Regions from separate parts of the Homo sapiens genome. Here region 1 is linked to region 2. A link is a loop called in an ENCODE intact Hi-C map of the cell type or tissue named here. Cell type or tissue: MCF 10A. All regions are shown on one strand. Each heading gives the region's core, and the rest is flanking DNA. Links, peaks and the distances in the headings are about the cores only. Region 1 overlaps DMD (dystrophin). Region 2 overlaps DMD (dystrophin).

What was found. A loop is a pair of places that touch in the nucleus more often than their neighbours do. Peaks named below come from ENCODE experiments on the same cell type or tissue, not always from the same donor. Only the 100,000 strongest peaks of a DNase experiment are listed, where the experiment ranks them.
Region 1: a loop joins it to region 2, with 7 times the contacts of the local background. A loop is called at or near these places in 3 of 110 quality-filtered maps.

The regions. Positions count from the first base shown.
Region 1 is chrX:31,606,286-31,611,674 of GRCh38, forward strand. The region is part of intron 55 of DMD (dystrophin); the gene reads right to left. Among named protein-coding and RNA genes, the nearest start is that of FTHL17, 540 kb to the left of the region's middle. In MCF 10A, for the core only: no CTCF peak of the experiment used is centred there; a DNase peak (open chromatin) is centred at 2,986.
Region 2 is chrX:31,211,017-31,216,385 of GRCh38, forward strand. All of the region lies in intron 64 of DMD (dystrophin), which reads right to left. Among named protein-coding and RNA genes, the nearest start is that of FTHL17, 140 kb to the left of the region's middle. In MCF 10A, for the core only: a CTCF peak has its summit at 3,125 (motif pointing right); no DNase peak of the experiment used is centred there.

The DNA.
Region 1 (5,389 bases), core at 138-5,137, 400 kb after region 2:
TTTATAGCAGTATGAAAATGGACTAATACAGTAGCTTTGTTTAAGCAACATAAGTACTGAAATGAATATTCAAATATAAATCATATAGGTGGATAAACTGATCTTATGAAATGGGGTTCTGTCATAGTTTTTGGTTACAATAACACACAACGTACAATGTTATTGATTACTGAGTTAGCTAAGAGGACTTCTCCTGTTATAATATTATACATAATATCACAACACAGTTGCTTTCGTTATAAAATAAAGTAACATGTACATTCTATCTGAGATTAAGAGACCAATGGTGAATATATTCCTCTTCATGGGATCACTGCACTAAAACCCACGGCTTTTATTTATTTTACAAAAATTTCTAGTTAATGATCTAAGGATTTAGCTTTTTATTTTTTCACCAAACCAAGGTATATATTGACTGGAAGTATTCTGAAACTATTATATAAAACAAAACAGCTTTTGACTTTTTTGTATCAGTTGTTTGTTTGAAAGTTGTTCTTCAAGTGGGAACATGTTTTCTTCCATTTTAAATTGCAGTCTTACAGATCTGTAGTTTTCTTTTCATGGGGACAAAATTCGTTTTAAGAACTCTGGTATATAAATCTCTGGAAGAGAGCATTCACAAATAAATTCCGATCAACAGATTGCATACATTTCTCAATCAGCTGTGCAGACTGAGCATTTTCACGGCTCCAGTCATTTCATAAAGATGATTCAGAATTAATCAGTCCTACTGCTACTTTTATTATTTATATATTCACAGTATTGACAGATTTCATTTTCTTCCCACTCTTTACTCCTCCTCTATAGGAATAACACTCATGATGTGGTGCGGGCAGCAGGAAGACCTATCATCTGACTTTCTTTCTTTAAGGCATCACTCAACTAATCCTGAGAACCTATGAACAATAATGGTGGATATGCAGATTCACATCAAACTTCTGTTTGGTTCTTCAAGTGTTCTCTCCAGAATATGAAGTCCACTAATTCTTTAGACCTCAGTAGAGGTATGTGAAGCATGTAGTAATAACAATGGCTACAATGACACATAAATAGTTATGGCTGCAATCGCTATAGGTACTGGAACAACATTCCTCTAGGAACAATGACATCAAGAAGCCTTGCAGAGAGCCAATCTCCCAGAATTTTGAGCAATCAAACTCCTTGTGACATTTTAGAATGCACTGCATCTTCTCTTAGGGTTACTAAAAACTACAACTATACCTAACTCACCTAGCAACAGTTCATGCCGCTAATTCATTTTAAAGATACATTAACAGTAGTCTTTTCATATGTCTCTTTGAATTGACTTGGCTGTGTCTCTTGAAAGGCTCAAATTTGATTAGGCCAAAATGCAGAGGAAATTAATGTTATTCTCTTGTGCCATTTCCCTAAATTCAGAAATGTAAAGAAATACCAATTTCAAATACAGACAAGTCTAATGTTAAATGAAGTCTGAACATATAAAAAGATTGTCGTCAAGACAAATCCATTGCCTGGTTTTCTTCAGCTGACATCTATTTTTATGTAGACGGTATGACTTAGATTCAGGGACTAAACATGAAGAAATTCAGAATAATCCAATTATTCAAAAGGCATGCAAAAACTATTATTTAAAAAATCTCTTTTCACAGTGTTTTTGTTTTGAGTACTATAGCTTTGTAAACATTTAATTATCTAGCTTTATGGGTTTCGTTTTAATGATTGTGCCAACAAATGATAACAATAAATCCATGCCAATTTTGGAAGTATTTCTAATATTATATAACAAATTGGAAAGGAATTTTGTACATGATTATCTCTAGGAAGACAAACCACAAGAGTAATTAACAGAGCTATGATTCCATTATCATCACAAGGGTTAAACCAGAAGTTCATGTTCACTATTTTCATATATCTCACAAACCCAAGTATCAGTTCAGTTCTCCTGGAAATTCATGAAGGATTAAAACAAAACACATTATTAGGCAATATTTTGATATAAGGAGTGGGTAGCTAATATGTTTTCCAAAATTTAGTACAGAAGTGTGTGTATCATCTCAAGATTGGCGGTAACACATGTTACTTACAAAAAAATGAGCAGAAATAAACAGTGTGTTTATGATGTATAAATAAAATATAATGACATCACTAGACAAGGGAACATCTACTTTTTGGAAATTTATTTAGGGCAGTGAACCATTAAAAAATAAAACATAGGCTTTATATTTTTATCATACAGATGGCTAATATTATTAATTTTCAATATGCATTTAGGAAAAACCAAAGTATATTTACTATTTCAATTAGCTATTGTCACAGTAATGTAGAATAAAGCTCAATGGCTTTATGCAACAATCATTTCTTTTCCTGGATGTGAATGGCTAGTGCAGCCCTGCTGTTCATGTCTTTTATCGTTTTCCTGAGACCAGCAGCCTAGATGGACGTGTTCTCAGAATGATAGCAGAAGCACAAACAGGAATGTATAGATCTCTTAAGGCCTAGGCTGAAAACTGTCACCTCTCACTCCTGCTCATTTACCATTTGCTAAAGCAAATCACATGGCCAACCCCTAAGACTAGGGGTTGGGAAGTACATTCCACTCATAAGGAGGCATTGTTAAGGTTGTGATTGCAGAAGGTGGAGAAGAAATGGGATTAATGATTAAATCTACTACAGCTACATAACAGTTTCTTTAAAGCAGATGATATATTGTGGAACATGACAATGATGTGTACTTACTTATATCTTTGACTGAATTCTTCAGGGTGTAATTTTTGCCACAATATTTACCCGTGCTAGATGATTGTTATGTATTTTTATTGTTATCAGTGATTAACCTGCTGCTAAATTTAAGAAATAGAGAATCTTACTTTTTTTTTCCAGATTCTTGTATAAGGAATTAAAAGACATATTTTACTGGAGGCAATCCTTTAACAGCGGATGTGAGTATAGGCAGACTGATGCAATGTCTAGTCTAGGGAGCAGAGCATGCCATCTGAGTCACGAGTCTTGTCTTACTCAACTCTGGAGTTACTTACTTGAAGAGCATATACTATATGGGAATTATAAGACAACACTGCCCCTAAGGAGTTTGGGAAAATTATTTTCTTTTCCAATACAATATGCAAGAAAATATTTCACATCATGAGATTTAGTCACTTCCTGTAAGACAACCAGAGCAAAAAGTCTTCTTAGTCAGATACACCATGTAGGCAAACTACTCTCTCATCACCTGTGCATGCACGTGTGTGTGCGTGTGTGTGTGTGTTTGTGTACACATTCTGTCTGTTTCCAATTACAACTTACTTTTCTCATCTCGTCTTTCAAATTCTTGTTTTTCTGGTGGTGTTCCATTTTTGTAAATAGAAAAGTAAAAGAAGAGTGTGCTTAAAAACCTGCTCAGAGGGTGAATTTCAAATTGGCGTCTCTATTAGAGGACTAATTTGCTTTCTATGTGCAATCCTGGTGTGATCACTGTTGCATATGTTACTGGATTTCAACTCCTCTGCCCCTACCTAAACTCATTTTGAGACTCTCACATGGTAGGTCGATAGCCTGAGTTTTATGGAGCTCAAATGCTGACATGACTTCTGTCAGACTTCTGGTGTCACATTTGGTGAAGCACCAGGAGAATATTCTACCATATTTCTCTTTCCTTTGTTTCACTAGGCCAGAGTAGTCCTCTCTCCCTTGGGTTATCAGACTTTACACACTAGCAAAGCATATGATTGGCATTTTTCTCTTGCTTATTACCCACTCCATTCCTCTCTCTCTGTCTCTCTCTCTCCCTCTCCTTCCCATTCTCCCTCTGTCCTTCCTGTTCTCCCTCTCTCCTTTCTATCCTCCCTCTCTCCTTCACACTTCTCTTCTCCTCTCTCTGTCTCTCTAAAATCAACTAATTATTTTCCATTTTAATCACATTCATAAGTCAATATATTTTATGTGCAAAGAAATACATATTCAAGAAAAAAGTTCAAATAAGTAAAACGACAACAAAAACCTGTTTCAGAATAAAATAATCTTCTTTGCTAGAACTAACCAAGTTCTAGCTGGTGTCTTTAAGACACAAATTTGGCTAGAAAGTTACTAATTAATTTGTAAAATATACCTGAAGGAGTTGTGCCTTTTACGGGATACTTAGATAATCTATTCACCATCAGTCAGGGGTGGGTAATAACTCTCTGACTACTCTTCTGTACTTTTTATCTTATATACAGTCTTTCAGACAGAATCTATTTCAATACAGTAAACACACATACACATTCCAAATCAAATCAAAACAAAACCTTTTTTCCTTCTCTTGATTAACTTTACTTTTGAGAAATTGATTATAATGAAACATGTTTAACAAAATGCATTTTTATGATAAAGAGAAGATTCCCTAAATCAAGACTGAGACATAATTGTGAAAAATTCAGCCAGTATTATAATTGGATTAAGTTATGGGATTCAACCTGAAAAAAGAAATTTTTATTCTGATATTGTAATTTGGTCATATTAGGCTAAGATATAATTTAATGTCATGAGTCATTAGAGTGTAACATTGTACTAGTGATCATGGCTCTGATGGAGGCATGGACAGTTTTTATGCAAAGGGAAAAACATGAAAATGGTAATGGAAGCCTTTAGGTGTCATCTGGCTTAGCTTTTCCTTTTGTATCTTCAAAACAGTGGGAAGAATAAACAATACTATTCTTGATTGGCTAGCCACTGGAGATGGGGATACCAAATGAAAAAAATGCTCCAACACAAGCAGGAAGTATTATTTTCTTCATTTCTTTATCCTGCAAAAGCACAGAGACTCTGTCTTGCAGAATCATTTTTTTTTTTTTCAAATTTCAGAGCTGAAAGGGCCATAAGCAAAACATCTGGTCTAGTGGTTCTCAAATTTAAGTGGGCACAAGAACTACCTAGGGGCTCTTTACATATGCAGATTCCACGACCCATCCCCAGAGAGCTTCTGACACAATGCATTTTTAATAAAGTTTCCAAGTAAAGATGGTGTCCGTGGTATGTAAACCTGGAGAAACATATCTTTTACCTAGATCCATCATTTTTCAGAAGATCAACCTGAGATCTCCAACAGCACTGACTTCCCCAGGATTACAGAGGCTAGTGTTTAGGAACAGGACCCTAACTTCTTGACTTAAAATAAGATATTTTGCACTCTCTAAATACCTTAATACTTCTATTAAAAAAAGTTTTAGAGTCTGTTAGCTGAAGAAGCTGTGCCTTTTTAAGGATACTTAAAAGCGAATAGGCTTTTCCCCATTTTTGTATTGTGGCAAAATATACACAACATAAAATTGATCATTTTAATCATTTCTTTTTGATTTGGGATCTTGACCATGCTGGGGTACAGTGTCATTCACTGCTTCCTCCAGTTCCTGGGTTCAAGGAATCCTCCTGC
Region 2 (5,369 bases), core at 1-5,000:
CCCTCTGTTTTTGCTCTGAAATACTCTAAAGATAGAGAAATGACCCTTTTCATGGAAGCTGAGACTTTCTTTAAAGTGGGAGGAAGGAAGATAACTTGGGAGACTTATCTGAAGAATCAAGTGAGAAAAATAATAAAGAATTTTAAAAAGCAATGCAAGGAGGCAGGAGGACGGGAGGACGTGAGGAGGGAATGGCTGAAAGAAGACTGCGTGGGAGGCTGGAGCGAGGTCCAGAGACAAAAGACTCAAACTTTTCTTCTCTCTCTCTTCTGTGTGCTTGTTTTCCTCAGAGGGCACATACTCAAGTGCACGTAGTAGGAACACTTAGAAACACGGTATGCCAGCTCCATTACTGGAAGAGAGGAATGGATTTCTTCCAAACACCAATATTCCCAACATGTTTCCTTATATACTGAAGGAAGCTATGGGTGGTTTGAAGTTTTTCAATTATTTTCTTTTTTGTTACTCTGCTTTAGTCATCATAAATATTTTGCCTCTGATCCAGGCATTTAAGAAGTAACTAGTGAAAATTTTTCGAATCACTTTTGTATTAAGAGTCTTATTTAGCCGTGTGATGGAAATGAACAGAGAAAAACTGCATGCATTTCATTTTATGGGGCCTGCTCTTATCTCTGTACAGGTGAATGGGTAACACATAGAACAGCAAATGTTGAGTAGAAATAGCTCCAGAGGGGAGCAAAGCAATTGCTCTGAAATTACAGGAGCAGAAGATGACACAGTTAGGAGAGAAATACTGTGCAGTGTGCTCTGCTAAAACTGGATGTGGTTAAACACAAGAACAATCCATCACAGAAGACTGAAGAGCACATTTCCCTAAACAAACATGTCAAACAGAATTCAACTTTCATGGAGCTATTTTGAAAAAATTTCCATTTAGGTATACACAATCCATGCTATGGACCCGAAAAGGAGGTGAGAATATCAATAGGGACAATTTAATTGCCATGCATATGCTTTTCAAAATGAGCATCTTAGAGAACACACCTAGACTTTTTGATGAAACATTAAATGTAATGATTAGCTCTTTCTAGGACCCTCAATAAGCAACCAGCAGATACAGTTGTGTGAAACCATTGTTTCCTTAAGCTAGGAATTTCCATTAAATATATTATATATATATATATATATATGTGTGTGTGTATGTGTGTGTGTGTGTGTGTGTGTTTGTGTGTATTCACTAGTAGATATATCTTTAAAGCTACATAAAAACCCAAGTATTCTAATACATCTTCACTTTCTAAATTATGTTTACAGTAGAGGATGCTATAGGCTTTGAAGCCATTGAAGAACAGGGACCATGTGGTGGTACCCTATGCATGAGGGCTGTGGGGGTGAGAGAGGGTGGGGACAGGATAAAAGAAATGGCTGACTCTCCAGGATCCTCTTTGCTGTGCAGGAAAAGCAGACAGTGGCGGTTGGGGGGCGGCGAGCAGGCAGGACTTCAACACAGGGATCCCACTAATGGTTCCTGAGGCTCTGGTTGTGCCTAATCATCTTCTCAACCTTCTAGCTTCAAAAGCTCATTCTTTTCCTTTCTATGTATGCCACAGTAGCTAACTCTTGCTATTCCTTCCTATGTAAGACAGATTTTTTTTGTCTTTTACAGAGTGATAGACTCTTAGAGCCAGAAGGTTGCTTTAAAATCATTTTGCAGTTGAGACAACTGAGACCAGAGATATGGAGACTCACTCTGGGTGTTATGGCAGGATATCTAGGTTTTCTGATTTCTCATGGAGGTACATATTGTAAGGGGGAAAAGTGGGTGGCAGAAGGTGTCCTTACTGACTTTACAGAACAGGAAAACCATTCTGCATTCCATGCTAATGACAACAGTAGGATAAAACAGAAGCACCAAAAAGTTGGTTAGTGGAGAAAAAAAAAGTCTCATGGTGCCCATATAACCCCAAGTTCATCCTATAGGTCAATCTGTATATTCTATGTTGATGTATAAATAATTCTGTGATCTAATTAGCACAGAAACAGAAAGAGGTGAGTAATGGTGGAAGAACTGCTGTATGTTTGCTGATTTTTCTTGCCCAGGCATGCCACTCTACAGGCAACTTACACTTATGGCTGAGGGACCTCCCAAGCAAATCTTTGCACTTCAAGAAAGTCAATGCACTTTGATGTAGTTGTCTGTGCAGTAAGGGTTAATTCCAGAGAGGCTGGAGTTGGCACGAGATGACTTGCTAAAATATCTACACAGTGCAGAGCCCTGGTCAAAGCACTTGCTTTTCAAAGTGACTTACTGTGTTGAAGTGTAGCCATGGGTTGCAGGTTATCACCATTGTTTATTGCTAACAGTAACATTGACCATTTTTACCCGGGCACAGTCAGACCAACGGAAGCCACTGAGTTTGAGGCTGGTTACATAGGAACAGTATGCCTAGGTTACCCACGGGATATAAGAAACCCTGGCTGAAACTCCAATTTGTGCTCCCTGGTTTCCAAGGTGTTCTGTGCTCACATCAGTAGCTCTTGTTCCAAGAGAGAAAATGCATCGTGGTGTGGCTCTTGCAGACAGAGGGCAATTATAGCTTGCACCTGTCCTCTCTGGACCCTATGCTGTGAGGCAGGCTGTGGCTGTGACACTTATTCTTGTTTTAATGTTGTGGGTATATTGCATCCTTTTTCTGCAAGGAACTCTAGATTCGTAAGCACTGTCATTTGGTTCCTGTGAGTCCTCTTTAGCAATTGAACCCTGTTTAACTTCCACTGTCAGGGCAGTGAGTGTCAGAAGCAAGATTGTTTAGAACACCTCCAACTCATTCTTAGCTAAAAGTATGACTGAGGCATTATTTAGAAAGAAAAAAAGAAGATTCTGATAAAAGGGATGAAAAAGAACCTTTGAAGTTGCTCAACAAGCTACGCTTGGTTGAAAAGTAACACAGGCTTTGAAATTGGTTACTGATGGTGTAACTTTCTAGTGGAATCTGGAAGTGAGAGAACTTGAACCTAAGGAGCTAACAAAATGGATTAGGAGGCAATTGCAAACTGATGGCAAGGCTGCTAAAAAAAAATCCAAAAGCTAATGTTAAGTTCAGAATTTCTTTCCACTGGGCTTCACCCTCTCTGGCCTGCAGGTGGAGTCCCAACCAAAAAGCTGAAGCAACTATCATTTTTGAGAAATGGGCTACACCTGTGAGACCAGTTACAATTAAAAAGATAATTCAAGTGGGGCACTTACAGGTATTCCCTATGTCACTACAGGTTTCTTTTTTGATGCCAGACCTAGTAGTCCCTGAACTGGGGCTACAATTAAGAGTTTCAAAGGCTGGTAATATTCCAAAATAAGATACTATGGCTATTAGTTGGTACTTAAGCACAAGCATTCCACAAGGATCAATGGAATGGATTACTCCTTCCTTGTGCCTTGCCTAATTGAAGCTATCACACAACCCCATCATAGGTTGAAAATATCTTAAGTCACAAATGCATTTAATACACCTAACTAACTGAAACTCACAGCTTAGCCTAGCCTACCTTCAATGTGCTCCCAACACTTACATCGGCCTACAGTTGGGCAAAACTGTCTAGCAACACCTTACACAGTAAAGTGTCAGTTGTTTAGCCTCATGATCTTGTGGCTGACTGGGAGCTGAGGTTCAGTGCTGCTGCCCAGCAAGGGGAGAGAGTATCATACCGCATATTACTAGCCTTGGAAAAGATCAAAATTCAAATCTAGAAGTAGAGTTTCTATTGAATGCATATCACTTTGCATCACTGTGAAATCAAAAAATTGTTAAGTTGAAACTTCACAAGTTGGGGACTGTCTGCATTGTGTGGTGTGTGTGTGTAGCTGGGGAAGAGGTTTGGCTTAAAATTAATGATAAAAGGAAAAAGGTGAGATTGTTGCAAGGGGAAGGAAACCACCAAAGATACTTTTTTATTTCTTTTTTCTTTTTTTTTTTTTTTTTTTTTTGAGACCGAGTCTTGCTCTGTCACCCAGGCTGGAGGACAGTGGCGCGATCTCGGCTCGCTGCAAGCTCCGCCTCCCAGGTTCACGCCATTCTCCTGCCTCAGACTCCCGAGTAGCTGGGACTACAGTCGCTCGCCATCACGCCTGGCTAATTTTTTGTATTTTTAGTAGAGATGGGGTTTCACCGTGTTAGCCAGGATGGCCTCGAACTCCTGACCTCGTGATCTGCCTGCCTCGGCCTCCCGAAGTGCTGGGATTACAGGCGTGAGCCACCGAGCCCAGCCGATACTTTTTTTTTTTTTTAAAGGGAAAACCTAATATAATGTTGCTGCCTACGGAGAGGTTTAAAATAAGAGAATAATATGCTCCCTTGGCTTAGACTCAGATGCCTCTTGGGGTGGGGGACTCTGCTAAAACCTCCTCCTCCTTGAAAGAGCCAAGATGTGAGTGGGAGAGTCAGCCAACCTATCCAACACACTGGATGACGAGATGGGCGTTCTAACTGCGACTACAACACCATGGAGCAATATTAATGTGGCTTTTGGTTAGTATTCGTTAATGTCTTTTGGTTCTTCTTTCACAGGACATATCTGTTATTAATCAGCTGTGTCAGGAAATAACCTGAGGGAATATTTACCCAGTCAAATCTGAAGAACAATGATTTATAACAATCTCAATAAACACTGTGTGGCCATCAATTGTGATGATGAAGGTTTAACAAAGGTATTGGGCATGTGATAGAAGGCTTACGTGCTGTATGTTTCATCTGTCATAACATTATGTGTTTAAAAAAATAGCTATTTGCCCCATTACTCCGTGTGGAAAGCCATTAGTGGGTGGAGGGACAATTGGGACAGCTTGAATCAGTGACAGATATTTAAGTTGAATTTGGTGGGCCTACTTTCCTGAGACTGAAAAGCTAGAAATTGGATATGGATGGCTACAGAAATTTCTGTGACATACCCAAACCAAAGTCCTTTTAGGAGTGACTACTATTCATATGATTTTAGCCTAGTCACATTTTTGTGTCTCATGTGTATTTCCCATTAAAGCTGCTATTTCTCAATGGCAACATGTCTGGTGGGCCAAGGGGCATGAATCCACTTGAAATAAAAGAAACTTCTATTAGGAGAATTAGGAACTGGGCTAGAGATACCTGGCCAGGTAGAATTTGCTTTGAATGAGAAATGATAAACTGACGAGAAAGACTTCCTAGTGCAAGAAGCGCACTTCAAGGGCATCCAATTCCAGGAGGAAGGATAGGGATGGCAAGCTGCCAAGGTTGATAGCTGGAGAATGGAACCAATAATTACTAGAAAACGGAACCTACGAGGTGTTCTTTAATCTCTTTAGCATCTGACTGAGAGAAAACCATTCTTTCCCTAGTGGGTAACAGCTAAACAAGATTACAGTATTTCCCCTGGGAGAT